Linked DNA regions of Mus musculus: region 2 is linked to region 1. The links are chromatin loops, found by intact Hi-C in ENCODE. Cell type or tissue: heart. All regions are shown on one strand. Links, peaks and the distances in the headings refer to the core of each region. The heading gives the core; the rest is flanking DNA. Region 1 holds the start of Map3k3 (mitogen-activated protein kinase kinase kinase 3). Region 2 holds the start of Strada (STE20-related kinase adaptor alpha).

What was found. Hi-C counts contacts between places; a loop is a spot of excess contacts. Peaks named below come from ENCODE experiments on the same cell type or tissue, not always from the same donor. Only the 100,000 strongest peaks of a DNase experiment are listed, where the experiment ranks them.
Region 2: it touches region 1 in a loop (2.0-fold over the local background); 1 of 42 quality-filtered maps calls a loop at or near these places.

The regions. Positions count from the first base shown.
Region 1 is chr11:106,075,571-106,091,698 of GRCm38, reverse strand. Map3k3 (mitogen-activated protein kinase kinase kinase 3) reads right to left here and starts at 7,112. Exons shown (of 16, transcript NM_011947.4): 1 at 6,766-7,112. The coding sequence starts at 6,769. In heart, for the core only: CTCF peaks have their summits at 6,561 and 7,452; DNase peaks (open chromatin) are centred at 6,218, 6,688 and 7,358; H3K4me3 peaks cover 3,647 bases; H3K27ac peaks cover 2,456 bases.
Region 2 is chr11:106,183,263-106,199,390 of GRCm38, reverse strand. It overlaps Strada (STE20-related kinase adaptor alpha), which reads left to right and starts at 5,788. Exons shown (of 13, transcript NM_001252448.1): 1 at 5,788-5,925; 2 at 12,211-12,290; 3 at 14,772-14,829. The coding sequence starts at 12,255. It overlaps Ccdc47 (coiled-coil domain containing 47), which reads left to right. Exons shown (of 13, transcript NM_026009.2): 13 at 1-37. In heart, for the core only: a CTCF peak has its summit at 5,982; a DNase peak (open chromatin) is centred at 5,680; H3K4me3 peaks cover 2,065 bases; H3K27ac peaks cover 1,684 bases.

The DNA.
Region 1 (16,128 bases), core at 4,036-12,035:
TAAATGAGAATGTGTTTCAGACAGACAGACAGACAAACAAACATGGGGTTGGAGATGCTAATTGGGTGAAGGTCCTTGCTGCCAAGACTGACCACTTGAGTTGGATCTCTAGGAACCACAGAAAGGAAGGTGAGAGTTAACTTTCAGAAGCTGTTCTCTAACCCTCTACATACATGCCACCATGGCCTAGGTATCCTGCCCCCACCCCACCCCACAAAAACACACACACAAAATGAGTAAATACATGTTATTTATAAAGAAATTTAGTAACCTAGGAAGGGTATGATGTGTATTCACAGAAAACAAGAAACCTGTGAACCAAGGATGAGAGAGGTCGGCCGTACAATAGAAGCACAGGTTGGCAAGAGGGCTTAGCAGGGAAAAGTGCTTTGCCATCAAGCATGACAAACTGAGTTTGATTCCTGAAACCCACATGGTGGTAGGCAAGAAGTGACCCCTATACAAACAATACTTTGAGCTACACACACACACACACACACACACACACACACACACACACACTGTGGCATACATGAGCATGTACCTGGTGCACACAGAAAAAGAGAGGGGGAGGGGAGGGAAACAGAGGCTCCTAAGAAACCATAAGAAAGCAGGTACCTCGTACTTGTACTTCTTCTCTTATTTCTGACTTATGGTGTGGAGCCATACACCCTCCTCCTTCCTAGCTCCAGTAGGAAGTTACTTTTCCACATTGAACTTTATCTGAAGGGTTTTTAAGGGAAGTCCCTTTTATGAGTTTTCTTGGTTAACCCAGAAGTTACAGGAAGCACCATGTCTTATAATAAACATTGTCATCCTACAGACAAACAATCTCTTTTCCACATTTACAAATCCCCAAAGTAATATTTTGTTGGTCGCAGTTTTTTAAGACAAGGTGGCCCTGGCTGTCCTGGAACTTGCTATTCAGACCAGGTTTACCACCTGCCTTTCTCCCAAGTGCTGGAATTAAAGGAGTGCTCTGCCACACCCAGTCTAAAGTAATTTCAATTTTTGTTTTCACTTAAGTAATGATGTTATTTCTTCATCTTGCCAAGGCTCTGTCTTAGCTCTGCCAGGTCATCTGATCATACTGTTCAACTCAAGAGTCTGTGCTCCAGAGTCCCTGAGTCAGATTTTACTTTCTCTTCATGACATTTCATGTATTTCCACTGCCTCTACGCTGACCATATTCAGACAAAAAAAAAATTTTCCATTATATTTTTATTGATTGTTTGGGAATCTGACAGCATGCACCCCACCACACTTACTTCCCAGTCCTCCCAGGTCTGGCCTCCTCACTGGCAAAAATAATTTACAGTAAGTATGCACAACCAAACCCCATCTTCGATCCAAAAAAATTTCTTCTTCAAGAACAAGGGTGAGGGACTCAGCCTTTAAAATCTCTTGCCATGCAAGCCTAATGCTTAGATCCACTGTGGAAGAAAAGAAGTGACTCACAAAAGCTGTCCTTTAACCTCCACATGTTGGTGCACACACACACACTCTTGCACACACACTCACACAGATAGACACACTTTTAAAAAAACATGGTTCAGCCAAGCACAGTGCATACCAGTTCATGGGCAAGTTTAGTTTGAGCCAAGTGTAGGCCACATGAGACCCAGTTTAAAAAAAAAACAACAACAACAACAGACAATGGTTGAAGCCAAGAGTGGCGACTCACATATGTAACCCTACCAACTAGGAAGCAGAGGCAGGCAGATCTCTGTGAATTCCAAGCTACGCTGCTCTACATAGTGAGCTGTAGGCCAGCCAGCTACAGGTTAAGACTGTCTCAACTCTTCTTCAAAATTTTAAAGATAATGAAAACTTTTAAAAGTACAGTATTTAATTTTTTTATTTAAAAGTTAAATATAGCCGGGCGTGGTGGCGCACACCTTTAATCCCAGCACTTGGGAGGCAGAGGCAGGCGGATTTCTGAGTTCGAGGCCAGCCTGGTCTACAGAGTGAGTTCCAGGATAGCCAGGGCTATACAGAGAAACCCTGTCTCAAAAAACCAAAAAGTTAAATGTGTATTGTTCTATTACTAGGAGATATAACAATCTACCAAAGTTAATGGCTCAAATGCATATTACAAAGTAAAGCACTGCTTGCTAGTAAGAATCAATAGAATCACCACTTTACACCCTTTGTGTGTATGCATCTGCAGGTCTTGTGCATGTGCCTCTCTAAGTCAAAGGTTGATATCAGGCATCTTCCTGTACATCTCTCCAAACTTTGGGGAACAGGATCTCTCACTCATGTAGGATGGCTGGCCAGCAGGCACCAGGAATCCTCCTGAAGACCTGCCCAGGCACAAGTCACCACGCCTGGCTTTTCACATAGGTAACAGGGATTTAAACCTCAAGTCTTCACACTTGCATAGCAAGCACCTTACTAAGCCAGCCCTTTGTCATTATATTTTAACACTTGGTGAAACTAACTTAAAAGACTAGAGACTATATTATATTACATGTGTGTTTTGTGTGTGTGTGTGTCCCAACTCTTAAAATACAGAATGGTCTCTTCTTGTGAACAATTGCACACTATCATTTTTTATTTTTCATTTATTTATCCTTAATTTTTTTGTGTACTTGTGGGTGTGCACATGAGGGGCTCACCTGTGCATATACATGTGGAGAGCAGAACACTTGGTGCGCTTTACCTTTCTGTCTTAAAATGGGGTCCCTCACTGAACTGGAAGTACACCATTTCAGCTAAGCTGGTTAGCCAAACAGGGAGCTCTCAAGAGCTACATGCCTTCTCCCCCAATGCTGGGGTTACAGGTTAAAGCCTTTCCTAGCTTTTAATGCAGATGCCACAGACTCAGACTCAGGTCTTTATGCTTGCTGGGCAAGCACTCTTACTCACTAAACTGTCTTTTCCACCCACAACTGTCATTTAAAAAAATATCAAAAGTCAGGGCTGGGAGAGATGGCTCAGCAGTTAAGAGCTCTGGCTGTTCTTCCAGAGAACAGAGGCTTAATTCCCAGCACCTACATGCCAGCTCACAACAGTATGTTATTCTAGTTTCATGGGATCTGACATCCCCTTCCAGACTGAGGGCTCCAGGCCCACATGTAGTATGTACACACACACACACATACACACACACACACACACACACACACACACTTGCAGGTAAAACACATTACACGTTAAAAGAAATAATTTAATACTACGTCAAAATTCTACACGAGACATGTATGGATGCCCTGAGATCCTGTCTCAAAAACAAGAATCAGGAGCAGGAGAGGTCATTCAGCGGGTAAGAGCTTGTCCCACTTTTCTAAAGGACCTGAGCTCAGCTCCTAGCACCCTCACCCTCATCATGCAGCTCACAACTTCCTGCAACTCCAGCTTTGATAGATCTCTCTTTTGACATTCACACAAACACATGCATATAAATAAAAATAAATCTTAAAAAAAAAAAAAAACTGTCTTCAGACACAACAGAAGAGGACATCGAATCCCATTACAGATGGTTGTAAGGGAATTGCGCTCAGGACCTCTGGAAGAGCAGTCAGTGTTCTTAACCACTGAGCCATCTCTCCAGCCCCATAAAAATAAACCCTAAAAAAGAAGGAGGAGGAGGAGGAGGAAGAGGAAGAAGAGGAGGAGGAGAACAACAACAACAAAAAGGAAAGAAAAATCAAAATCTACTCATGATATAGGCATGTTAATTTATTAAACTGTGATTCAAGATTCTCTCAAAACAGTTGTTAATCATGCTGAGCTTACTACAGTCTAGACATATTGAGACTGTTCTTAGGTTCTCCCAAAAGCCTTGGAACCATAAAAACTCAAACCTAGTTCTGTAAGTTATAATTATTACAATTCAAACCAAGTTGTCAATCCAGAACCAACCATTTTTAATCCTGTATTCAGTTCCCTAGATTCCTGTAATATTTCCAAGTCCTTACCCAGTTTTAATACATTCCCCTAAGCTTCAAGTTATATTTAGAAAAAGAACAAATAAACAAGAACAAATAAGTCCCAGGAATTATTAACAGCATTACTATAATTACTGGAGGAAATTCTAGTATGTCCAAGAAAAAAAATTTTTCAATAGTCACACAGTTTCAAAGCCAAAAAACTAAACAAAGATTTCCCACTTTTTACAAGGATAAGTTGCAGCATCCACTAGACTTTTGCTGAGGCTAACAGACAATATAAAATCTGACCTGTTTTTACTAATAAGTCAAGTTGTCAAACAGGCTTCAGTCTGGAGCATAGAACCACTCAGGAAAATATGACTATGGATTAAAGTATCTGCAGAGCAGATATGCAAATTAATTTTAGCCTCTAGTCACTGGCCTGGAGTTTAAATGTAATGAAAATATTAAGAAATTAGATTCTTCTTTATTAAATGTTTGAGTTTGTTTGTTTATTAGGTTCTGAGGAAACAGGAATTACAATAAATTTAAGAACAGCCTGGTCTACACAGCAAGTTCCAGGGTAGCTAGGACTACACAAGAAGACTATCTCAGAACAACAACAAACAACAAAAACAAAAAAGGAAGAAAGAAAGAGCTAGAGAGATGGCTTAGAAGTTAAGAAGACATACAGGGTGATCTTCCAGACAACTTGGGTTCAATTCCCAGCACACACATAGCAGCTCAAAACTGTCTGTAGCTCACACCCTCACACAGGTATACATGCAAGCAAAACACCAATGCAGATGAAATAAAAATAAATAATTTTTTAAATGTGAGAGAAAGACAGAGAGAGGAAAGCAAAGGTATTTAAGAGAATGCTAGGGACGGAGCTCAGTGACAGATGCCTGCCTAGCCTTCACAAGACTTAGGTTTGATGCCCAGCACTGGAAACACAAATACATTTAAAAAGTGACATGGGCTCAAATAAAAAGACACCATGCTCCCTGTTCTTTTTCCTTTGGGACTTTACCCACGGAGTTTCTTTCCTCCCAGCAAGGCCTTTCCGAAAACATGTTCATACACTAGCTGAAAACATCTTCAAATTTGAAAACAGGCTCTCCTCTATTTTCATACTAGATAATGAGACGTTGCCGTCATTATTGGATACTCACACACTGGTTTTACAACCAAAGTGTTCCATGTGAGGTCTGTATATCCTCAAGGGTCTCATACTCCCGTTTGCGACTTAAGGCTCACACACCGGGCAAGAAGGAAAGCGTATAAGACTATTACAATACAGGTCCATAATTCAAAGATCTAGCTTAAAGTCTGTAGCAGTAGGTAAATGTGGGGAAACAGGGAAGGATAAAAAGAATTCTGTTCCCCAATAATATATAAGGAAATATGTGCCCCATATAATAAGCATTCCATAAACATTTATTGGAATATATTGTATTAGACATGTGAATAAATAAATGTTGAAATGTAAATCCTTACTAGTTTCCTTTGGTGTCTCTCAGATGAGAGTTCTATAGAAAAAAAAATCTGAAATATAGCATGGAAAGGGAATAGAAAACCCAGCAAATGAACAAATCCTTCCCATACTGTATGAGGGGCAGTCTGATAAAGAACAAAGCAATTAACTTAAAGCCAGAGTAAGGAGTTCCACCACAATCGAGTATCTGGCCAATTTGCTACTGCACCCACAAAACCTCCTACAAAAATGACTTGACCTTGCTTTAGGGCAAAACAAACATTAGCATTTCATCTTATGGAGCACTCACACAAGCAATGAATACTTCTGCAAAGGAGACTTTCACTAAATTTCACCCCTTTCTGACTTAGAATAATACTAAATATTTTTGCAAAACCTGATTGAGACCAGGAAAATGAGCATCACAATACCTGCCCCAACTGGGGAAGCAAAATATATTTAAAATGTCACACATTCCTTAGCTAAGTCCAAGACTTTTTGATAAAGAACCAAAATTATGCAAAATATATATAAAACAGCTCAAATATTTTGTAGAAGGCATTAAAAAAACTTTTCTTAGATTACATCTTCACAGGAGAATTACAAATACTGACAAAAAGGAAATGATTTCATAGTGATCCTTTTATGTACCGAATGCCTCTTTCAAAAAGTTACATAGTTGCAGGGGTAGCGCAGGATAAATATAAAAGCCGGGTTTTTCCAAAAGTAGGGTTTGAGTTATAACCCTCAGCGCTCAAGGATTCTTAACTTCCAGTAATCTGCGAGGAGCGCAGCTCGCATTTCTCAAGCCTGCTATTGCTAACAGGGATCCGCGTCGAATAGCGTCGCAGTGGATGCCCCGCATACCCTCCCCCCGCGTCCCCCTCCCCCGCGCAGGAGAGCGCACAGAGCTCCAGAGCAAAGCCCCGGGAACTCACAGGCCAGCCTGTGTGAGCAAAGGGAAGGAAATGACACAGGCAGGAAAAAAAAAAAAAAAAAAAAGCAAATCAAGGAAAAGACACAACAGCAGCTGGGCCTGCACCAGGCTCCAGCCCCGGCCCCACACTGAGCTCCGGCTCCCCCACCCTCAAGCTCGCGCGCCAGCTCGCTGGGGACCGCAGTGGGCCGCCCGACGGGCCTCGGTCCCGCAGACCCCTCCCCGGGATACGCCGGCCGCATGCCCGGAAAGAGAGTTGCCGAGTGGGTTTGGCCGGTAGGGCACCCCCGGAGGTAGCCAGAACGGCGCCCCGATCGAGGCACCGCGGAGAGGCGAGCGGTCCGCGATCCTCAGCCCCGGGCCCGGCGAACTGTCCATGCCTTGTCAGGCGGCGGCCCAGGGTCCTCCTCCCCTCAGCCTGGGGCGGGGCGTCGCGAAGCAGCGCGGGCACAGGCCGGGGCGGTGGCGGTACTCACCCATGGTGGCGATGGCGGAGGCGGCGGTGGCGACTACAGCCCAGAAGTGTCACCTCCGCAGCCGGGGCTGCATGCCGGGGGAGCGGGCGGCGGGGACGGCAGCGGGCCTGGCTCCGCGCGGGGGCCGTGGGCTGCGCTCGGGGCCCCCGCCGCCTCCCCAGGCTCCGGCTCCGGCCGCGGCCGGGCGCTGTGGCATGAGCAGGTTGGCCCGCTACATCCCCGGCGCTCCCAGGCTCGGCCCAACCCGGCCTCGGCGGCGCCACTCGACCGGGCCGCCTGCGAGTCCTGAAGTCCAGAAGACGCTCCGACCGGCCACTGTTCTCCACCTCAGGAACGCTCCGAAAAACAAACCGCTGGGCGCGCAGCAAGCCTTGCAGCCTGTCACTCATGCCAGCATCTGCCAATCGCATGCAGCCGCTGGGCCTTGGCACTACCCCCACTCTCATTACCAGCCAATAACCAGGAGGAAGTCAGATACTCCCGCCTCCTCCTCCCCGCTCTCTCCCAACGCCCTCACTCTCATCCGCCAGCTAATCACGACGGACCAATCCCGCCTACTCTCACAGGATGCCAATGGGCGAAGTCAAGGCGATTTCCGAGGGCTGGCTAGAGCCTGCCAATCACTGAGACAGCGCCCGTCCTCTCGCGCCTAGCCAATCACGGAGAGAGCGCTGAGTACCCGCCGCGGAGTGTCGCTAGCTGGCGCTCTCAGCCTCTCTGGCCAAGGTGTGGGCTGCTCCAATCACTGCTCCGGCTTGAGGCTCCGCCCACAACCCTCTGCTCAGTTGCGGAACCCTCGGCGGGCGCGCGGGCTGGCGCCGTTCCCCTCGGCGGCTACCCCGGCCTGGCGCCTTGCAAAGTCGTCTTCTGTAGAGGCCCTCAGAAAAAGAAAACCTTCGGCCCTATGGTTGTCGGTTGTTGGCGACCTCGAGGTGCTGAGGTGTCCGGCCCCTGCTGGGGCAAAGTGTCTGGCGCGGATTGGGCAGGGAAGGTTTGGCTCGATGCTTTCAGGCTACTTGAGCTGCGCGATACCCTGAGTAGCCTCGGCTTACAGGCAGGGGGATGGTCTTGTTACTTCTCTCATCCCCCTGGGTCTCAGACCTCCGAGGCCACACCTGATACTCCGTCTTCAAAGGCTAGGCTAGTGCTGGAATGTGGGTCCCCACATTCTGAGTTCTGCTAGAGTTGCTTTTGGACAAGTTTTGCTCTTAGAATTATAAAAGCGAGACACGTTTTTAAAAGAAAACTTAAAAGTGCAGGAAAACAGAAAGAAAAGCCCTACCCTGAAGATAGTTTTATCTATTTCCTACCTAGATATGCAACGTTAGACAAAAAATAACTTCATATTGTTTTCTGGTGTGCTTACACTTTTGTGCTTCCTGTGCCACTAAATATTGTCTCAAAACAATTGTACTGGCTGTGTGATCTTTCAAAAGAGCATTGTGATTAACTTTTTCAACCTCCATTGTTTCAATAATTCATACACCCAGTCTTAAGATTCCAACTCTACCACAGTTAGTGTGGCTTCCCTTTCTCTGGAGACAGTTCCAATGACATATTTCAGATTCCAGAAAAATCTGATGCCATTTTCAGTTGTCATTTAGAAACACTTACCTTAGGAGGTGGCTTTGGAGTATCAGATCTCTTAAGGAGTGTCTTACGCAATTCTTTTTCTTCATCCCCACTCTCAACCCATACTATTAACTTTATTGTCCTCTCTCTCTCTCTCTCTCTCTCTCTCTCTCTCTCTCTCTCTCTCTCGTGTGTGTGTGTGTGTGTGTGTGTGTGTGTGTGTGTGTACGAGGTGTTTGTTGTTTGAGACAGAGTCTCTAACCTAGACTGTCCTGGAACTTTTTTTTTTGTTTTTTTGTTTTTTTGTTTTCCGAGACAGGGTTTCTCTGTAGTCCTGGAACTTCTTTGTAGTCTGGTCTGAAACTCACAGATCTATCTGCCTCTACCCCCTGAGTACTGGGATTAAAATTAAAGGCCTGTGCCACTGTATCTAACTCGTTTTTCTTCAAACTCTCAAGTCTCATATTCTCACTTGATTAAGTCCCTAATTTATGCCGGGTAATGATGGTGAACGCCTTTAATCCCAGCACTTGGAAGGTAGAGGCAGAGGCAGGCAGATTTCAGAGTTTGAGGCCAGCCTGGTCTACAGAGTGAGTTCCAGAACAGCCAGGGTTACACAGAGAAACCCTGTCTCAAACAAACAAACAAAACAAAGAAGTCCCTAATTTACTGAAGTGCCTGAAATAGAATAATCTTTTTTTTTTTTTCTGGTGAAGAAACAATAGGGAAAAACACCAGCTATTTACTAGATCCCAGCCATGTAATCTCACTTAGCCTCTCCAATGACTGAGCTAGTAAGCTTCCTCTTTCTGCCTTTCCTTCAGATGCCTTTCTTGTGAATTCGATTCCCACTGTTTGTCCCTCAGCCACTGAAGTCAAACATTTCCATGCTGCAGTTACCCTGTGTGCTGAGGATTCCAGCTCAGGCAGGTCTTGGTTCTAAGCTCCCGAGGCAACATTCCTGAGCATTCCACAGGCACCTCACATTCTACAGGTCCAAACTGAACCCATCGCTTCCCTCCACTGTTCACATTTCCTCTGCTCATCAGTTCCCCAAGGAAGACACCGAGTGATCAGGTCTCCAGTCCTTCTGCCTCTCTTTCACCCTAGCTCCGCTAGCCCAGTTCAAACCATCAACATCTCTTACTTCATTTACTTAAAGTGTATTCACACCACAGACTTTCTATCAGAAACATGATCCTAGAGAACCCTATTTACAAATATTATAACCCATCAGTTTTAAGATGAGTCAAATAGGGGCTGGAGAGAGAGCTCAGCAGTAAAGAGTGCTTGTTGCTCTTGCAGAGAAGAGAGCCCAGGTTCAGTTACCATCACCCACATTGGTCAGCTCACAGCTGCTTGTAAATCCAACTCTAGGGGATGGGCCCTCATTTCAACTCCACAAGTACCATGCATGCATGTTGTCATACACAAATATAAACCAGGCACACGCATGTACCGATCATTTAAAAAAAAAAAAAAAGAATCAAATGTGAAAGAGGTAACAAAGTATTCTCACCCCAAGTCCATGCTGCAGCCACACTAAAAATTCCTCAAATCAATCTCAACTTTTCAATCCATTCCCCGTGATGGTTTGCATATGCTCGGCCCAGGGAGTGGCACTATTAGAAGGTGTGGCCTTGTTGGAGTAGATGTGTCACTGTGGATGTGTGCTATAAGACCCTCATCCTAGCTGCCTGGAAGCCAGTATTCTGTTAGCAGCCTTCAGACGAAGATGTGGAACTCTCAGCTCTGCCTGCAACATGCCTGCCTGGATGCTGCCATGTGTCCTGCCTTGATGATAATGGACTGAACCTCTGAATCTGTCAGCCAGCCCCAATTAAATATTGTCCTTATAAGAGTTACCTTGGTCATAGTGTCTGTTCACAGCTGTAAAACCCAAACTAAGACATTCCCCTCCCTGTCTCCCTCCCCACACAGTCGTATGTGTACTATGTTCTTTGTGGTGAGTGTACTCCATTTCTGCTCCCAGTCTCAGTCCTTCTAGGGAGGATTAAGTCCTCTTAGTTCTCCACCACTCCCTCTCAAGCTGGGCTAAGGAAGGCCTTTGCTCTGCTCCAAGAGCACTTGTTCTGCTCTCATGTAAGTGCATTTTGTAAAACAGGCAGGTAAACAGAAGCTGTCAGGAAGGGGATGTAGCTCGGTGGTAAACGGTTCACCTAGAATGGGCAAGAACCTGGGTTTGCTCCCTTAGCACTGGGGGAGGGGCCACAGGTGAGCAAGGAAGAAGCTGTCCTTCAAACTGGCGTGCCAACCATCTCCTCAGTACATCTGAAATGCCTGCTGGGTGTGGTGGTGCACACATGCCTGTAATCCTAGTACTCAGGAAGCAAAAGAAGATTGCCTCAAGTTGAAAGCCAGGCCCTAGACTATATTACAAGACCTATTTGTTAGGACCATATAGCATAGCATGACACTCTGACTCAAGACTCAAAATAGCAAAGCGTGTGTGTGTGTGTGTGTGTGTGTGTGTGTGTGTGTGTGTGTGACAGAGAGAGAGAGAGAGAGAGAGAGAGAGAGAGAGAGAGAAAGAGAGAGAGAGGTGTCAAGTGGGAACACTAGTAATTGAATATAGTGTCCACATATACACCCTTAGTTATGTATTTTATCTTCCCTTTGTGGGTTGCTTTCTCTTCTTTCTTAGCACTGCGTGAAGCTTCCTTGCTGGGCCATACCTTCTCTTAGTTTTACAGTGACCGAATGCCTGTGGGTATCTGAGCCATGCCTACTTCCAGTACCAGGGACCAAAAAGTGCTGGCCCTATCTGGCAGCCCTATTATATAGTAGCTGCACACTTTCATTCTTTTCTTTCAAGTGCATGTTGCCAATGGGGCACAGCAGGAACAATAAACAATGGACAGTTTCTCTTAGGGGAGGGATCAATAGGTTTGGTTTACAAAAGAAAAATACCAGTAAACCTGTCACCTGTTTCATGAAAATTCTTTTAATTCAGAGATAAAGTAGGGTACATTTTAGATTACCTGCTGAACCAATTAATTTACTGTGTCATCAAGGAATAATATGCATATCTCATAGATCTTAAAAATTATTGGTATTTTCTCCTAAATAAAAGTAGTATTCATTTTAAAGTCATGCTGGTATACATTTATCCCAAAGAATAACTTACTTTGCAAGTAAGCAAAGGTAAAGAAAATTCATTGTAACCTCGTTTCTAAGTAGACATCCAAATAGTCACTGATCGAATGGTTAAACATGTTATGATAGAGTATTTTTAATTATTTGTATGTATGTAGGGGTGAAAGGAATATATGCATGAATTCAGGAGCCTGAGGAAGCCAGGAGTGTTTTACCTGTGTGGTGGTGTTGGGGGTAGTTTGTATGTACAAATGACCTTGAGTCCCACCTTGGCTGAGGCAGGATCTTTTTGTTGTGTACTGCTGTGTGTACACTCCAGGCTAGCTGGCCACACGTTTCTAGGGATGCTCCTGCCTCTCTCCCATCTCTTCGTAGGAGCACTGGGATTACAGTCTAGGAGCTACCACTTAGGGTTTCACCTGGGTTCTGCAGATTCAAACTCAGGTCCTTGCATTTGCACTGTACCCACCGAGCCATCTCTCCTGCACCCAACACTTCCTATTGCTAAACAGCAGTGTAGGAACCCACAGGTTGGGTACTAGCAACACCTCCACTCTGGAAGAGTCGAGTACTAAAGAGGTTAAATTCTTGTTCAAGACTGGCAGAGCCAGAATTTGTATCCTAGGCCCCACTGGCTTCAAATCCAGGGGATTTCCTGTTCAGACTTCCCAGTGGTCAGACTGTAGACACAGACCACCATTCCCAGTTACTAACTTAAAATAAGCAGGGGGACAGGTGTTTTCAGGTGAGAGTACTTGCTGCTCTTGTAGAGGACCAGAGTTCGGTTCCCTGAATCCACACTGAGCATGGCTCACAACTACCTGCACCTCTTTCTCCAAGGGAGCACGATATACTCTTCTGGTTTCCTTGGGCACCCCCCTCCACACACACATAAAGTAAACTAAGATTTTAAAATAAATAAAAATAATGTTTTTTATCATAAGCAGAAGTTACGAGAAGGAATAAAGTTAAAAGTGCTACCTATTTATTCAGTGGCTGGAAAGACTGAAGTCAAACTAGTTTGGTATTTACCACAGCATTCATGTCTGCCGGGCCCACTGGCTCTTTTTTTTTTTTTCCCCCAGATCATCTACAGAGGAGTCCATAAGAATTCAAAGAATACCTAGGAGTCAGAGCCTCCAGGAGTTTGAAGCTTTATTGTAAGCTTTCCTACAAAATTCAAAGAAAAATAACTTGGGTTGGGGAGACATGTCAGTCAGTCAGTGAGTGCTTGCCTTGCAAGCACAGGAACCTGGGTGTACTCGCCAGAATCCATGAAAAACTGCCAGGCGAGGTGGGATGCTCTTACAACCTTAGCACTGGGAAGGGTGAAATGAGAGGACCTGGAGTTCACTTACCAGCCAGTTAAACTAACTGGCCAACTCCAGAAAAATGAGAGATTCTGTTTCAAAGGTGCATGGTGTTCCTGAGACAACATAGAAAACTGTCCACTGGCTGGCCGGACACACACACACACACACACACACACACTTTTTTTTTAAAGTAATCCAACAGCATTGTAGTATTTTCACAGTTGACTGGAACCAGAGCCTTCACTGTTCTGAGTACACCAGGGCCTCGTGCACACAAGAATGCTGCTTTTCGGGCTGGTGAGATGGCTTAGTGAGTAAGAGCACCAACTGCTCTTCCAAAGGTCCTGAGTTCAAATCCCAGCAACCACATGGTGGCTCACAACCATCCATAATGAGATCTGATGCCCTCTTCTGGGGTATCTGAAGACAGCTACAGTGTACTTACATATAGTAAATAAATACATGAAAAAAAAATTTAAAAAAAAAAAAAAAAAAAAAAAAAGAATGCTGCTTTTCATTCCCCCCTCACAAGTGCTAAGATTTATACGTATGCTTTACCATGTCCAGTTTACATGATGCTAGGGATCATGTCAGAGGCTTCAGGCATCATCTGAGCTACATCCACAGCCCCACAGCAGCAGTTCTGGTAAGAGTCGATGTAAGCCAGGCTTGCTAGCACAGGCTATAGTCCTATCCACTTAGGAGGCTGGGATAGCAGGATCACAAATTCAAGACCAGTGTGGGCAACTTAGTGATATCCTGTCTCCAAAAATAAGAATGGGGCTGGAGATATAGCTCGGTGGTATCTATAGCCTTTGCTTAGCAAAGCAAAGTTAGGTTAGGTTTGATCCTAACATGTACACACATACTAGTCAAAATTGTGACAGAGCCTGTCACAAATATTTCCATCTTACCAGAAGGACAGGAGAATATAACTCTAGTGTGGCTTCAAGGCAGTGAATAACTTTGTATCACTAGGACAATGATCAAAGATAAGATGATGTAAGTCATCCAAGTCACTTAAAGGTTCATCAGAGCCAGGCGTGGTGGCTCACACATGCAATCAGCACTCCAGACACAGAGGAAGGAGGAAATTCAAGCTCAGTATCTTCTACATAACTAGGGCTATACAGTGAGATCCTGGTTTTTGTTGTTGTTGTTTAAAACACACACACACTATACCCAGACTTCCAAATGTTGTTGGTCTCCTAATTGGGAAATAATTTGATTAAGATTTTTTTAGTTTTTGGCTTTAGTTTTGGTTAATGGATTTGTTTTCTCTTGTTTTAAACCTCTGTCTAGCCTTGGAAGTTGGAATAACTGGTATACAGGGCCACACCCATCATATATTTGTTAGTTTGTTCCTTATATCTCCCCTTGGGCCAGGGATGTAGTTCAGTAGCAGAGCCTAGTGAATGTGAGACCCTGGGTCGGATCTCTACCACTGGAAAAAAAATAAACAAAAACTTCCCCTGATAAGAATAACGTGACTCTAGAAAGACAAACTCAGTAACACTAGCAGGCATGGTGAGCCACAGTTGTAGGACTCTCAGGAGAGGGTAAAGCAGGAGAATGAGTGCAAGGCCAGCCTAGGCTACAGAGTAAGACTGGCTCACTAGTCAAAATAAAATAAAACTCCAAAACAAAGCAAAAAAAAAAAAAAATCAGTGATATCACCACTCTACAGTTGCCATTCCTGAAATTCTGACAAATTTCCTCTTTCACCCTAGCCTAACATACATGTAATTTTGAATCTTTACATAATACTACATTGTAAACATTTTATGACATAAAATATTTTTATTTGATTTTTGTTTTGTTGAGGCAAGGTCTTACTATGTAGCCCTGGCTGGCCTGGAACTCTGGATGTAGACCAGGTTAAACTCTCAACAGTCCTCCTACTGCTGCATGCACTTGTGTGACAGGTGTGTGACACCATAGCCAGTTTGATAAAGTATGCTTAGAAAGGTAACTGTTTCCTGTGAATGTCAGGGCTTTTTTTGTGCAGTGGGAAGGGCTATACCTTTGTCTTCTCGTTCCCAATTTTTTATTATTGATCTGAGAGTCCTGAACACTCACTCCATGACCTCCAAGTGAAATTTCAAAGCAGAAATAACAAAGAGAACTCTAAGATTTCTTCCCTGAAGCACAGATGCTATTGTTACAAAATTCACTTGTATAATGATGAGAATCAGACAGAATGTATCACTAAACTAAAAATTTCCCTTCTTAAATGTTTTTAGTATGAATCTTCACAGTGGTTTCTTGTTATATTTTATGGATATGACTATCTTTATATTTTATGGGCTCAACTGGACCCATACATAATAGGAAAGGTTCAAGTCAGCCCATTTCTGCTTTTCCTTGTTAACAGCAGGGGCATGAGAGGCACCCCGGCCGCCAGGGGTCAGTGCAGAGTCATTCTCACAGTTGCCTAATAAGGAAACTGGTTCCTCAACAAGTCATATTAACGAACTCTTCTAGATTGGAAGGGGCCTGTTCACATGAGTGGCCAAGTTCCCTTAAGTTCCCTCAGGTTAGAAACGATCATATTCCTTCAGCTTAGTTTATATTCAACATTTCTAAAGCAGGGCTATATTATAAACAAGGTCTTGTCAACATAAGATGCCATATTAGACCCAGTCTCCTTTGTTTGGAAGAAGATAATTTGAGGGTTCTTTTTCAAAGAGATTTATTATCTTTTTTTAAAATTAACTATGTATGTGTGTGTATGTGTGTATATGTGTTTATATCATGTATATGTGAATGTTATAGGAGATCAAAAGAAAAAAAAGAGAGAGCCATCTCTCCAGCCCTAGGTATGAGATAATTTATATATATAATAATTATTTTATTTTAGTATTTTTTGTGTATGTATATGTGTACACAGGTGTACATGATATGTCAGTATGTTTGTGTGTATAAGTGTGGGCACACATGTGCCATGGCATATGTGTGGAGGTCAGAGGACTCGGGTGGGAGTATTCACCTTCTACTTTATTTGAGACAGGGTCTCTTATTTTGCTGCTATGAAGGTCAAGCTAACTGGCTCCCAAGCTTCAGGGGACTCTTCTGTCCTAGCTCCCACTCTCCCACAGGAACAGTGGGGTTACAGATGCACACTATGTCTACCCTTTAGGTGGCTTCTCTGGATTCACACTCAGGTCCTCACAGTTGCAAGGCAAGCACTTTACTTGCCAAGACATTTCCCGACCCCTCGCTCTGTTTTACAGGTTTGTTGGTAAAAGTCAAATAACACAACAGTATCATATCTATGATAAAGCAGTTAACCAACATCAAGTTACCCCATTCAGACGATGTGCTAGTCCATACTTATGACGTAGCCAAGCGACTCTAAAGA
Region 2 (16,128 bases), core at 1,110-9,109, 110 kb before region 1:
GAACTACCTATGACATATATTAAACTGATTGACAAAATCTGTGTGCTGCTTTGACTTTTTGTAGTTGTCCTACAAGAATATGTATACTGTTCTCTTATTAAAAGCAGGAAAATCGTTTTCCTTCAAAAGCATTAATCTTGAATATTCCTTTATGGTTACCACTCTAAAGCCCTGTATGTATTGTTTCAGAAAGGGTCTCACTATGTAGCCCAAGCTGGCCACAGTCAAACTCAGGATGATTTTCTCTCCTCAGCCTGCTGAGTGCTGGGACACTGACATACCACTGCACTGTGGCCCACAGGTTTTATTTTTTTTGAATTATTTTTTTTATTACTTTTTAGGTTTTGTTTGTTTTGGTTTTAGTTTAGTTTAGGTTTTTATTAATTTATTATGTATACAGCATTCTGCCTGCAAGTATGTCTGCAGGCCAGAAGAAGGCAACATAGGAGTCAGGGCTCTTAATCTCTAAGTCATCTCTCCAACTCCCTTGTTCTTTTTTGTTGGGGGGGGTGTTGTTGTAGTAGGGTTTTTTGGTTGTTTTGTTTGAGACAGAGTTTTGAGCTGTAGACCAGGCTGGCCTTGAACTCAGAGATACACCTGCTTCTGCTTCCCAAGTGCTGGAATTAAAGGTGTGCGCCACCATTACCTGTCTTAATTTTATTTTTTTGGTTTTGTGTTGAAATAGGGTCTCTCTGTGTAGGGCTGACTGGCCTAGAACTCACTTTCTAGGCCAGGCTGACCTTTGCCTCGGATCTGCTGGTATCACCTGCATGTGTGTGCTGTCACACCCAGCCCACTTTAGCTACAGTGTTAATCAGCTCTCCATCACTGTGACAGGACAGCTGAGATGAGCTTCAGGTAGGAAAAGATGGTTTGGGTAGAGCACACCTGCTTGCTTCCCCGTGGCCAGGGAGTTGACAGACAGGAGAGGCAGGCGGTCTGATATCTCAAAGCCACACCCTCAACGGCCTCACTTCCTTCTTTGGTTTCCATCACCTACCCATAGTGCCACTGGCTATATGGCTTTACTGTGGAACTTTGGTGACATTTAAGATCCAAACCATTATAGTCTTCTCCTTGGGTAAGACATCTTGTTCTGTACAGAATCAGAGGACCAAGAGAGGAGAATGTTGCTTACTGTCACACTAGGAAGAATCCATCTTCCAAAATCTTTTTGCCTGGATCACTAGCAAGCCAAAATTATCCCTGAAGCATAGACAAAGACTGTCAACAAAACCAGTTGCTAGGACCAGAGGGATGGCTCAGTGGGTAAAGGTGCTTGCTAAGCTTGACCTTAGTTTGAGCCTCAGAATACATGCAACTCCTACACGTGGTTGTTTGACCACCACATGTGGGCCATGGTGTGTGCACACACATGTACACAGTAGGTGAATAAATAAATGTGTTGAAAAAAAATTGCTAAGCCTTTTCTTTTGGGTAAGTTACTGACCTCTGAGTCTGCTGTTTATTCCTTTATAATGTGGGGGTAAACATTTTTCCTGTGTACCTCACAGTTTAACTTTTTCTTTATGTGTATGTGTGTTTTGCCTGCATGTATGTCTATGTACCATGTGTGTACAGTGCCTAAGGAGGCCAGAAGAGTGTTAGAACTTCTGGGACTGGACTTACCTGTGGCTGTAAGCTGCCCTGAGGGTGCTGGGAACTGAACCCAGCACCTTTGCAAGAGTAGTCAGTGCTCTTAACTGCTGAGCCATCTCCAACTCATCTCACAGCTTAAAACCAAAAGATAATGTGTGCAAAGTTGTTTTATAATCTTACACTTTACAAAGGCAAGACTACTATCCAATGGTGCAGTTTTACTTTATTCTCTTGTTCTCGTCTGTCCAGTGGAATGAGGTGAGTGAATTCTTTTATCCTCTGACTTTATCTGTCAGAACTGACAAGGTGTTTGTTTTGTTTTTTTTGGAGCTGGAGGGTGCAATGAAAATAGAGGAATTATAATTGTGTTTCTTTAGTCCAAGGAAACCTCATGGTTAGGCATCAGATCTAGAGCTCCTCTATATGGGCCTCGGAGAAAGGGGAATACTTGGTGACACGTCAAGCCTCCGGTAGGAAGTAGAGAGTGTGAAGATTGTATCAGGTCTGCTGGATTTTGTGAAGAGTCAAATTCTGTACTTTTTCCACCCAGGTTCTCTTGTGCCTCATTTAACTCTAAAGGTAAAGGATGTAAGAGGGAAGAGTTAGACCCGTAGGTATGGCTTCTATTACAAACTGCTGAAACAAAGTAAAGAGAAGCCTGGCTGGGCGTGGGGCTGATGTCTTTTCAAGTGTTTGAAGATCGGCAAAAGATTTTATTACAAAAGGAAGATATCAGGGCTAGAGAAAGGCGAGGGGTTGAGAGCACTTACTACCCATGCAAAGGACCCACATTCAAATCTCAGCCCTAGGGGAATCTGTTGCCCTCATCTGGTCTCTGCAGGCACATACAGGCATCTAAACATATATTTTTAAAAAATCTTAAAGGAAAACAGTGTTAGGTTGTATAAGTTCACAGCTTTCTTATCCCTCTGAATTAAGAAGGAAGAAAAGAACGCTGTTATTTTTCCCAGTGGTGGATCCTACTGCTTGCTTTGAGGTGAGATCTCATCTGTAACCCAGACTGGCCTGTGTCCCAGTCTCCAGAGAGGGTGACAGGTAGATACCAACACATCTACTGTTTTCTTAGAGGACTAGCATCACATAGGCTAGTTTCCAGGGCATAGATAGGCTTGGCCTTTCAGGCAGCTGGAGTACACTCCCATGCTCACTCGCTGTCCTACCCACCTCTTGAGACAGAGTCTTGTGTATTCCAGGCTGGCCTCCAGCTTCTGGTCCTCACCCTGGCCTTAAAGTATTCCTTTTCCTTGGGAGTTACTGAAGAGCAAGGTGGTACTAAACTTTTCAAACTTTTTTTTTTTTTTGCATTATTCAAAAGTATTTCAGGCTGTAGAGATGGCTCAGTGGTTAAGAGCACTGACTGCTCTTCCAGAGATGCTGAGTTCAATTCTCAGCAACACAGGGTGGCTCACAACCATCTGTAATGGAATCCAATGCCCTCTTCTGGTGTGCTCATATGCATAAAATAAATATATCTTAAAGTATTCTAGGTAACATGCAGAATGGGCTTCACTACATGTTCATACCCGTAACATTGTATTTTACCCATGTTTGTTCCCAGAGTACTCTTCCCCCCCCTTCCATTCATATTTTAAATTTATATAGCTTTCTTCTGTACATTTTTCTGTAGCTTAGCTTATCACTTTGCATAGAACTGAAGCCTGTTTCCTGTGCCAAGGATGCTCTGGCATTGTGCATCATATATTTATAACCACACACACTTGACCCCAAGGCCTCCTCCGTGTTGGGTGAGCACTCTACTGATACACATCCAGCCCTCCTATTCCAGTGCGTTTATCAAGGCTCTTTTGTCTTCCTACTCCTTTCTAAAATGGCTATTTGAAAGCTCATATTAGGTAGTAGAATGTAAAGTGCTTAAGGACGTATGGTGGCAAATACCTAGCAGATTAAGTAATTCTAGTCGACTTGTTCTACACCACAAAAAAAAAAAAAAAAAAAAAAACAGCAGCCAGTAGAACAGCAGCCAGTTTTCCAAGTCAATTTCAGAAAGCACTGGGAATCTTTTAGCACCTAACACTAATACTTCAAAAAGCATCAGGAGCCTGTACTTCCCTGGACTCACACTCTAATCTCTGTTGACCTTTTAGTATACAGTTTACTATGACTCAGTAAGACTGCTGGATGAGAAGCTGTGCATTTGGCCACTCACACAGTCACAGTAGAGTCTGGGGTTCTCTGAGCAGTTACTGTGGGCAGCCATCCAGTTGGTAAAATCTTTTAGCCACACTCAATTTGTAACATCCTGTTAGAAAATGTGTTGGCTGGGTCACTAGGTATAGATGAAATACCCAGTGTTTACACATCCTATTGTAATGACTGTAAGAGGCTTTAGGGCTCAGGCATTTGTCCAGAATGCTGTGAAGCCCTAGGTTCAATGTCTAGTACAGTCCAAAGAAGGGGAAGGGAAAGAAAGGAGAAAGAAAAACTCAATTTGAGGTTGCCTTGGCAATTAGAGCCCGGCGCAGTGGTTCACACCTATAATCCCAGAAGAGACGGGGTTTACCAAATTTAAGGCCAGTCTGGTTAGCCTGGACTAGATGTGAGACCCTGTCTCAGAGTTTGGGGCTGGAGAGCTGGGTCAGCAGAAAGATGCATTTGCTGCTCTTGGAAAGGATCAAGCACCGGCAACTATCTGTCACCCCATCCAGTTCCTCCGCCTGCTTCTGCGCGCACATACACACACACACAAGTACATTCAAGTACAAGTACACACACAACATATGAAAAAATAAAAACCGAAGCTTGACACCTTTTCAGGTATTGCTTTCCCTAATATTCTGGATTCCAAAGACCATGTGAACTGGCAGAAACTGCATTTTCCTCCAGTCCCCTTGCTTTTTGTGAGTTCGTGATGTTTGTTTGATGATGAAATGTGGTGAGACTGAGAACAAATTTGGCATGTTAAACGCACTAGGCAAGGTTACAGCTGTGTGTAAAACATTGAGATCTTCAGGTGAGGGTAGTGTGCGTTTCCAAGTTCCTGTATGATGTGGCCAAACTTAAAATTCTTGGAAGTTAGTCGACTGGTATAAATCTGAGACAGGAAAAAAAACAAGTATTCATTACTTGACAGTATGTACACAGATGTATTGGGCCCTCACTCCACAGTAACTGAAGTGACTAAAAATCACTTCATGATAAAACGGAGTCCTCATTTTATTAGTCCTATATGGTTTGGCCCCTGCTGTCTTTTTTCATAAAGGCAAACTCATCACAGGTTTCTGCTAATAGAGGACATACCACCAAGTCTTTAATCCCATCCCAGCAGAGGCAGAGGGAAGCTGATCTGAAGGCCAGTCCAGACTACATGCGACACTATCTCAAAAATACCTCACTACCAAAAAATAGTTATGAAGCACTTAGGGACAAAAAAAAAAAAAAAAAAAACCCCAACAAAAAACAAACCATAGCTCTCGTTTAGTTGAGCTATTTTCTGTGCTTTAAGGAGAAGGAACTTTGGGCACAAAGGGTAAGTTTCCTCTTTGTTGTTCTATTGCCTGAGACTGACCCAAGAAAGACTTGTTTTTCAATTGGAGTCCTACCAGGTGAAATGGCACCTGGGATTTGGGAACCGCAGAGTGTGGGATGAGGGGTGGGAATACCCCTGGTAGCCAAGTCAATAGCTATAGTTAGCCCTTGCCCCTTTTCTTGCTGCTGGGTTAGGAGGGGTACAGAGACTCGAGGGAGACTCTAGGGTCCTTTGGAACTGCAACAATGACAAGGTCTTTCGCTTCCACATACGTGGGGAAACCTGCCTTCGTCCTAGATAAGGAACGACCTCAGCAAAGGGGAAAAAAGACTAGTTAATAACTCTCTCCCTGACGAAGCGACTGCGGGTCTAGCATGTCCGGTAACGGTAACGTGGGATGGAAGCAGAAGCTCTCTCTGGGGAAAAGCGGAGCTTCCTCCACTGGGATGGGTGGGGTGAAGCGAGGCGAGACGAAGCAGAGTCCTTAGTGGGCAGGGGGTAAGGCGGAGCATCTTCTGAGAACCGGGCAAGGCAGGACTTCCTCTGCTGGAGGCAAGAGGCGGAGCTCCCTTCTTGGGTGGGGCAAAGCAGGGCTTCTCCGTAGGGGAGGGGCGGGACTTCCTCCGTGGGGCGGGAGTAGGAGGGGCTTGTTCCGTGAAGGGGAGGGGCGAGGCTCGGCCAGTCTCCCTGGGTCCCTCCACTGCGCATGTCACGTTGCGTACCTCCCTCCCAGCAACCGGCCTGGCGGCAGCGCGGCTACAAAACTGAGGAGGCGGAGCCGAGACGGAGTCGGTACTGCGCTCTGACTCCTAGACCAGGTACCCGGTGGCGGAGCCGCCTGGTGCGCTCCCAGGGATAATCCCTCTTGCCAGACTCCGAGTCCGTGTCCTCGGGGGTGAGCCTCAAGTGGCCATCCCGGCTCACCCTCGCCCTCCTCTGGCCCTCATTTAACCTGGGTTCTGGGTTCCCGCATTGAGGTTACAGCCTGAGAGCAAAATTAGGCTTGGGCCTGGCTGGGGAGATGCTGAGCAGAGTTGCCGGACCGGAGAGGCTAGCTACCGCATGGCCTCCCCACCTTTTCCGGGGCTTCCAAATGGGGTTGAGTTCTCATACGGAAGCAAGATCAGAGCTATTCTCTGCTTTGGTCAAAACGAAGAGTTTCTAAATGTGTTGTCTTAAGTGTCCCAGCAGTTTTGGGGACCGAGTATGGTGGCGGAGAGTGAGCATGACAGAAGGGGAGTGGCTAAATAAAATTGTTCATAATTTTAGGAAATAGATAACTTCTCAACTCAGTCTTCTGCTAAGACCCTAAGGTACTTCAATTTGACCCCTTTCTCCCAGACGGTTGGACTCGGTCTTACTGAAATACCCGTTGAAGTAGAACTATGTTCCAGTGTTTGGATGGGTCTTCATGATAGTTGATAACCTTATCCGGAGGTACCCAACACCTGAGACTGACTCAGATCCTTGAGGGTTGATTAACCAAATTTGAGACTGTGGGCGTGGCTCAGCGCCTGAGTTCTTGATTAACATCAGTGCGGACTTGCTTTCCATTCTCCACACTACCAAAAAGAAAATTGCTAACTTGCTTCTGCCGTAGTGCAGGAACTTAATAGTTTAACCATTAGTTATAGTACGGAAACTGGTCAACTCTCTTCACCCTTTAATTAGGTTTCTTAGAAGATTTTTTGGCTGGGTTTATAGTTGTGACCTCCGACATAAAGTTTGGAGGACCAGCGGTAAAAATAGAAGAAAAAAAAGTCTGTCAGAACAAGTGAATTCTCCTATCGGTACCTGTTGTAGTGGGAGAGATAATGAGGCGATAGTATGGTTGGGTGGTTGGAGAGGTGTCTCTGTAGATAGGAAGATATGCTGCCGTCTCCAGAACTCATGTAGAGAGCCATGTGTGGCCATGAGCCTGTGACAAGAGAAACACCAGAGCTTGCTGGCTGTCAGCCTGTGTCCAGAGTGATAGAGTAGAATACACAATGTCCTTTAGCTTCACCAAGCATAGAAACAGGTACACACATAAATATATACATACATACACACACAAGCACATACATATATATACACATATATACATACATATACACACATTGGTAAGTGTAATAGTTAATGTGAGAGCCAGGCATGATGGTATATGCCTTTAATCCCAGCACTCGGGAGGCAGAGGCAGGCGGATCTCTGTGAGTTCGAGGCCAGCCTCATCTACAGAGTGAGTTCCTGGACAGCCAAGGCTACACAGAGAAACCTTGCCTTGAGGGGAAAAAGCTAAGGTGAGGAATGTAGGTGGTTAGTGGGAGCGCTGCTGTAATAGAGGGTACTGAGTGTCAACAATAGACTGGGGACAAAAAGGGAAGTGGAGTCTATAGACTACACTCTGTCTCTTCTTTTTTTCAAAAGAGACTGTAGCCAAGTGTGATGTTGAATTCCTGATCCTCCTGTCTCTGTCTACTGAGGGCTGAGAATCCACACATGAGCTATCATTCTCAGCTGTGGATTTCTGCCACTTTTACAGCCTTAGCTGGTGATCTTTAAATCCACCAAGCCATCTCTAACCTCCTTTTAAACATCAAGTACTACTTTTCTCACAAATTGCTATCCCTGCTTCTTGGAAGATAGAATCCTCAACATTAGTCAACCTTCATTAAACTTGAACTTGGCAGAGATCAACAGAGGAAGACATCTGATGTGCACCCCTCCTGCAAGCCTTCAGTATACACTTTTTTTGTTGTTGTTCCTTGACAGGGTTTCTCTGTATAGCCCTGGCTGTCCTGGAACTCACTTTGTAGACCAGGCTGGCCTCGAACTCAGAAATCCACCTGCCTCTGCCTCCGGAGTGCTGGGATGAAAGGCATGCACCACCACGCCCAGCCACTATACACTCTTATACATTAAATGAATAAATATTTTAATCTACCCCTCCACTAAAGCCACTTCTACCTCCAAACTTTTCCTTTTCTGGCATTGGCTCCGTGGCATATTAATCATTTTCCGAACACTCAAAAACACAAACACACATCAGCTGTAGAATGGGCTCTCAGATAAGGTATTAAGTCTCTGCAGTTTTCAGTCAGGGACTACACAACCACATATCTAGGAGAGTTTGTAAAAGATAGTCCCCAGCCATACTTGGTGGTGCAGGCCTGTAATCCTAGCAATGAGGAGCATGGAGGCAGAATCAAGTTCAAGATCACTGTCAGCTACGTAGTGGCTTTGTGTGTAGGAGACCCTGTCTTAAAGCAAAGAGTTCCAAGGGTAAAGAATGAACTAGATAGCCTGGGCTGGGCTGGGCTGTACATGCTTCATAGTTCATTCTTTTTTTTTTTTTTTTAATATTTTAAAGATATAATTATTTATTATTTCATAGTTCATTCTTAGCCACTTATCTGTTCCTGGTGTTCCTACTGCCACAGACTCCAGGAAAGGGGTTTTCTAAACAGCTTGCTTTTCTCTAGGCTATTTTTACCCCTCCCTGTCTCCATTCCTTCCTAGATTGACATTTCTTGGACTGTTCTTCCAAACAAGGTTTCTCAAATATTAGTTAATAGCACAGTCCACATGGCAACGGCATTGTCGTTTCCAGGGAGTGCGTTAGAGTTCCCCAGCCCACCCCAGACCTTCCAAACTACAGGCTGCGTTTTCACAAGATCTGTAAGTGGTTTGTGGGCACAAGATGTAAGACACAGTGCTTGGACTGCCATTGTGTGTCATCTTTCTGTTCAAAGCCTCCCGTGCTTTTCCTCTCCCTGCTAGTACAGCCATGTGCTAGCATGCCTGGTCCTCACACACTTAGAGAATGGTCAAAGGGCTAATGTTTCACGGTCAGGCAGTTTAGTGTTACCGAGTGACTCGTGTGTGGCATGCACTGTTGTGGAAGTTGGTGATACACCTTTGCACAAGACAGAGCAGATACTTGATAATAGTTACGCTCTTTGGCTTGGAATTTCCTGTTTCTTTAAGTCACCTTTGATACTCCAAGGCTTCCTACCTCTCAGCTGTGCTTTTGCTGAGTTCTATAAGGAGTTGCTCACTCCTTGTCTGTTTCCCTGTCCTGTTTATTGGTGGGCATCCCACTTCCATAGCCAGTTAAGGTAGCATTTGTGTGTGTCAGGTACCAGGGCCCGGTTAAAAGGATGTACACACTTGAGGATGGTGAAGGCTGCCTGGTTCTCTTTCAAGGCCTGACACTAACATATACTCTGGGGTTGTTTTTTTAAGATTTATTTATTATTATATGTAAGTACACTATAGCTGTCTTCAGACACTCCAGAAGAGGGAGTCAGATCTCATTACGGGTGGTTGTGAACCACCATGTGGTTGCTGGGATTTGAACTCTGGACCTTCGGAAGTGCTCTTACCCACTGAGCCATCTCACCAGCCCCTACTCTGGGGTTTTAAGATAAGTTAGAAGTGCCCTTTTCCAGGTTTAATGTATAAACATCATAGCTACTCTTTCAGGTAAAGAAAAATAAAACTAAAAATAATTTTTTCTATACTGGGGATTAAACTTAGGGCCTTGGGCATGCTGGGCAAATACCACACAGCTCAGCTATTCCTAGTCTATACTTGTAATATAAATATGGGCCCACCCTAAAGTCGATTTCTCAGTTTGTGCAGCGTATGTAGCATTTACTCACACTAGCTACAACTGAGCTCCTCATTCTTACTTCTGAGGACTCCCGGTCCTCTCAAGTACTAGGAGTTTTAAAACTAAGTAACCGTTGCTTGTAAATAATAAAGCGGGATGTCGGATGGGGTGTACCTCAGTGGTAGAGCACTTGTCTAGTTATCTCTAAGGCCCTGTGCTGGATCTTTAGCACCACAAGTCAGTAAATTATAAGGCTATTTTTGTTACCTGTCAACTATGAATATTGCTTTACCAATGTATTGTGGTGTTAAATGTTGATAAAAATGGATTCATGTTTTGAATGACATATCCATCTGCTTCATCCTTCCACTGTAGTTTTGTATTCTAAGAACATTTGAAGCAGCCTAGTGATCTTAATGTGACACAGAGTAGAAGGTGTTAAAGTGTCTTTTCTTCATCTGATGTAATTGCTGTTGCCAAGGCTCACTGCCTCCCTCTGCTAACCTAGGCCTAGTCCTGGAAGCTTCTAGCCTCCATGTAATCTAATCTAGGTCCAGAATGTTTTCAGCCTCTGAGACTTACTGCTGAACAAGCTCACCCTTTCTAGCTCTTTCTGAACTCTGGATGGCTGGTCAACCCAGCTGTTCTGGCTCAAAACGCCTATCCATACTGATTCAAACTGGCTTTTTTGGCTTCTGACTGCATTGCTTTGCTTGGCCTCTTACTAACTTTGGCAATGTGTTCTAATCTTCTGGCTCTTTCTCATTCTGTCTTAACCTGTGTCTAGCTTGTTCTTTGTCTGCAACCTGTCTCTATAAAACTGTCTCAGTAAAACTGCCTCTCCCCTCTCCATCTCTCATTGCTGCTCTTTTAATTCACCTCTCTTTCCTCTCTGTTCTGAGAGCTAGGCAGATCCTATTCTGTCAGGTCTTTCTCTGATTTGTTACTTTGTCAGCCGCTCAATTAGACATCACTTTCAAACATGGGTGTTTCCTTTTACAAACTAATTTTACCTTCATTGTTTGGATATAAAGGTATGTGCTAAGGGCCTGTTTCTATTCCACATGGCCATAGTAGCCATGTTGCTGGATTTAAATTCCTCTACAAGAAATAGAAAAGGAGGCCTGGAGAGATGGCTCAGAGGTTAAGAGCACTGACTGCTCTTCCAGAGGCCCTGAGTTCAATTCCCAGCAACCACATGGTGGCTCACAACCATCTGTAATGGTATCTGATGCCCTCTTCTGGTGTGTCTGAAGAGAGCAATGGTGTACTCATATACATCAAATAAAACTTAAAAAAAAAAAAAAGAACTAGAAAAGGAAACTCCCTCAATATTCAGATGAATTGTCTATGTGCTTTTAGATTGGTTTTGGTTTTCCCTTGACCCAAGATCTCTTCTGCAGCCAAACTGGCCCTGAATTCTTGATTCTCCTGCTCCAGTCTCCCTAGTTCTAAGATTACAGGTCTTTTGCCATGACACCCAGTCTGCTCTGCTAGTCTAAAAATTGAGGTCTAAATTTTTGTTTTGTTTTGTCCTACTTATGTGTTTATTTTTGGCCCAGGTCATGTAGGAAAGGCTAGTTTCAGAGTCCTAGATAGGCAAATAAGACCTTGAATGCCTGATCCTCTGGCTGGGATTACAGGTATGCAACACCACACCCATCTTAAAAATGGTTTTTTTTTTTTTTTTTTTTTCGTTTGTAGAATCCTTAGACTCTTTTCAGTACACAATTATGTTATCAGTAAATAGTTTTATACTTTCCTACAGGTGCAGCTGGCATGTCTGTAATCCTAGCTCTTAGAGTCGGAGTCAAGAGGATTGTTTGAAGCCAGCCTATATAAAGGACTTTGTCTCAAAAATAGCAGTGCTGGTGGCTCACAGGTAGAGTGCCTGCCTAGCGTGTCCAAGGCCCCTCAGGAAAGAGTGCAGAGTCACTGCAGTTTGCTGAACATTTTAATTCAAAGTAAAGACTGCACCTGTATTTAAAATATTCAACTGTCACTAAACCAAAGAAAAGATTATTGGATGGGTGTGGTGTTTCAATCCCAGCATTTAGATAGGCAGATATAGGAGGATTAGAAGTTCAAGGTCATCTCCTGCTGTTGTGAGAGATCACCCTGGGTCTCTAGAAAGAAAGGGGGAAAAATCTAGGCTGGGGATGCTGCTCAGCGGTGCACACCTGCAATCCCAGCATAGCCTATAGTGTGCAGACTTTCAGGAGGACAAGGTCATTCTCTACTTTGTAGTGAGTTTGAGGCAGCCTCTACCTACCTACAGGAGACTGATTCAGAAGGAAAAATATTTCTGCCGGGCGTGGTGGCACATGCCTTTAATCCCAGCACTCAGGAGGCAGAGGCAGGCGGATTTCTGAGTTCCAGGCCAGCCTGGTCTACAAAGTGAGTTCCAGGACAGCCAGGGCTATACAGAAAAACCCTGTCTCGGAAAAAAAAAAAAAAATTCTATAAAAAACAATTTAACCAATTCTTTCTGCTTCTGTTTTCCTTTTAGGTTTAAGTTTTTGAAGTTGAAGTAGGTCTACACAGTAGGAACCCATGTCTTTTCTTGTAAGTAAACCAGAGCGCATTAGGGTGAGTGTTCCCAGTCTTCTGGTTTTCTATTTGTTTTTTCTTAAAAGTGTTTGGGTTGGTATTACAGTGGGTTGTTTTGTTTTATGTGACACCCAGAGTTCTCTGGTGGAAAACAAAACGGGAAAGGTGGCTTATTTGATGAATCAATTGGTCACATGTTAAATGGGTTGGGCCGTGTCTGTGTAGTTACATAGTTGGTAAAGATCTCTTTGCACCTGTTTCTCAGGGATTTCTGTTTTTAAAGTCACTGTCATACTGTAGTTACTGGCACACATTTCTAAATATAATCATGGAGAGTCTTTAAAACTAACCTGAAGAACGTATTATATCTTAATTTTTATCAGGGACTAGTGAGCTGGTCCCGCAAGTCCAGGTGCTTGGTGCTAAGCCTGACTACCTGAGTTCAGTTCCCAGGACCCACACAGTGGAAGGGGAGACCTGGCTCCCATGTCCTCTGATCCCCACATATGCATCATGCACACATGTGCACACACACACACACACAAAGACCGTCTACTCACCTGACGGGAGATGCCATGCAGGTGGTTTCCCAGGTGAAGGCTTAGCACGCAGATATGCTGACCCCTGCAATTTCCCCCAATTCAGAAAACTCAACTGTGTACTTTGTGGTAGTGGAAACTTGGCTCCTACTCTCTCCTGTAAAAATTTTAAGAAAAAATATTTGATTGACCTTAAGGACAAATACTGGGTTTAATGCCAATGACTTCAGTACTTAAGGACCGCTAGCTGGCTCAGCAGGTACAGAGGCTTGCTATCAACCCTGGAGTCCTGAGTTCTATCCTTGGGGACCCCTATAGTGAAAGGAGAGAATCCCACACGTTATCCTCTGACCTCCATGTGTGCATCTCTCCCCTCCCCCCAACAAAATAATTAAAATTTTCTTAAAGTATGTTGTTATCTTTCATCAAGTACTTAATTTTAAAATGCAATCATTATTTAAAGATTTTAATCATTTATTAAAGATTTATTATTTTAATTACTTAATATTTAAGGATTCTTAAAATTGTATTTAAAGATTTTTTATTTATGAGAGGTGAATTTGCCATTCTCAAATATTAAAGCACAAATTATCCTTTGTAGTATAGTTCATAGAAATTTTTACAGTAAATTTGATTTTTTTTAATTCAGAAAAAATTGTTACAGAGAAGGACAAAGGGACTTTATAGTATATATATTATATAACTTATTTTATATTTTATATATCATATAGCTTATATTTATATATTATATAGCATACTATATATCATATAACTTATTATATTATATAGCTTATTTTAGAATGTTCTTTAGACTTCCCTTTCTTGTGTATACATGTATAAAAACAGTTACTCTGTAAGGAATAAACTTCAGTGTTAATTAAGAGGACAAGGTAACTCACTACTTAGCCTGAGCTCCACTCAGTGGAAAGAATGCCTCCATGCCAGATTTTGACACCGGTCATGAAACAGAACCTGCATTCCATTGCTTTTAAATAGGAGCCACATTCCTATTTTAACCTGTCCTAATTAAGGTGAAACTGGACCCCTGATTAGTGTAATGGAAACCTAACACTCATCTGAAATGGGCTGGCAAGGTGTACAATGATTGTGCTAGTTTAGTCCTGTGAACTTGATAGAAGTTAAGTCTCGGGTTAGAAACCCTTGTAAATAAATGTGCAGCCCCAGGAGCCTCTGTGCCCCCACGGAGTGACAGAGAGGATGAGCATGCCCACAGTGTAAGGATGACCAGCAGATCTCAGACAGGAAATCAGCAGGAGTTCAGAGTGGGGAAGGGGCAAGGAAAGGGTGCTGGGCTGCAAAGATGTCCAAGGTGCATGAGCTGCATGTGTGAAAATGCCAGGGGGAATCTCATCCTCCGCACAATGATAGATGCTATTTTATAAACACAACAGAACAGAACAGAACAGAACTTGGGAAGCGGGATTAAGGAGTTTAAGGCCAGGCTAGGCTACAGAGTGAGACCCTGTCTCACAAAGCTAAAAATCAAACAGAAGAAGAAAGCTTTGTCAATTAAAAAAAAAAAAAGGATGGGATATGCTAGGTCACATTTTATAAACTAGCAGAGGCTCGTGAAGAATTCTTTTGAATTCTAGTAATACTTTTTCAAATGGGCATGAATGATCCAGAACTTGTAAGGACTACCTATGGAATATACACGATGGAACCAAAGAGTTTTTCTGTCTAGGAGAGAAAACATTATTATTGGGATGGTTCCACGTATTTCCCCCCAGTCACATGGATGAATCAATCGTCATTTTGCGTAAGGTTAGACTTGAGAAAGGACTGAATCTATTGTTTGTAGCCAGTTTCAAGATCCTTACTTTTCTATGGCCTTAGTCCTGTTGTACTGCGTAGTTTTATGTTTTTGTGGGGTAATTGTCTTATTTGTCTCTAAAGGCTGATAGCTACTATGTTGTGGCTTAGAAGACTTACTAATTCTCTTTGGGGTTTTCCTCTTTAGCGGTGGGTCTCGGAAAAGTTCATTGTTGAGGGCTTAAGAGATTTGGAACTGTTTGGAGGTAAGTACGGTATGGCACTTAACATCATTTCAGGATAACTGCCGCTATTCTCCTGCTGACTGCATCAGTTTATAGACGTTAGCAATTTGAAGAGCCATTGTAAACTGTGTGCTTAGATTCATGAGGCTTCCTCTTTAGTCCTGTGTTTCCCAGAAATCTGCAGACGAATCAAGCAGCTGTTCTTGGCCTGTCTGGATTGTTAGAAAGCAAGTGCAGTGGTTAAAGGCCTGTGCGCTTCTGCTTTTTATAAGTATTTGTCCAGCTGAGACACATACTGTCAAGTTAAAATTTTCAAAGTCCCTAAGGCAGGCCTGGTGGTAAAAACCTGTAATTCTGTATACTTGGGAGGCTGAAACAGCAGCATTCCAAGTTCAAGGCCAGCGCTGGCAACTTAGTGAGACCCTGTGTCAAACTGGAAAGTAAAAGGCCAGGAACACATGTCAGTGTGCAAAGCTTTAGCAGGGTGCGGGCTCTGGTCAGTCTCTCTCTCTCTCTCTCTCTCTCTCTCTCTCTCTCTCACACACACACACACACACACACACACACACTTTTAAACACTAGGTTGAGGCAGATATAAAACTAATATAAAATTTCTGGTTGTATTGATCCATAGAGTTGACTCATGTTTTTGTAGAGGAAATCGTGAGACTTAATAGAACTAAGAAAAAAAAAATCTATCAGGGAAAAAATACTAATGCCCTATCATAAAACCTATTGGCTCAGTAGATTTGTGCTGTGAGGTTTAGCAGGCACAGACATTCCTGTTTGGCCCTTTTCAAAGTAAGGCCTTTTAGAAATGATGATCTTAGTTCAGGGCAAAGGAAAAGTTCTCTCTGTAGAAACAGTAGTGGTGTCTGGGCATGTTGGCACATACCTGTTTGTAATCCTAGCACTCGGGAGGTCAAGACAGAAGCATCAAGAAGGCCATCTTGGACTACATAAGGAAAATCAGGGGCAAATGGGCTGTATAACAAGGCCATCTCTAGAAACCTAAAGATAATGATAATAACACAACAGTATAGTTGTTTCAACTATCATGGTATTCTAGGCATCTTACAGATGAAGAAACAGGAATCCACAGCATCCACAAACAGCAAAGGAACTGAAAACTCAAATGTTTTAATTACTAGAAATGTACTATTAACTTATTTTCCTTAAATAATCTTGAAGAAAATTTAGAGTAGTGGCTTCATGGACTTAAGAGTTTTATATTTTAGCCGGGCATGGTGGCACACGCCTTTAATCCCAGCACTTGGCAGGCAGAGGCAGGCGGATTTCTGAGTTCGAGGCCAGCCTGGT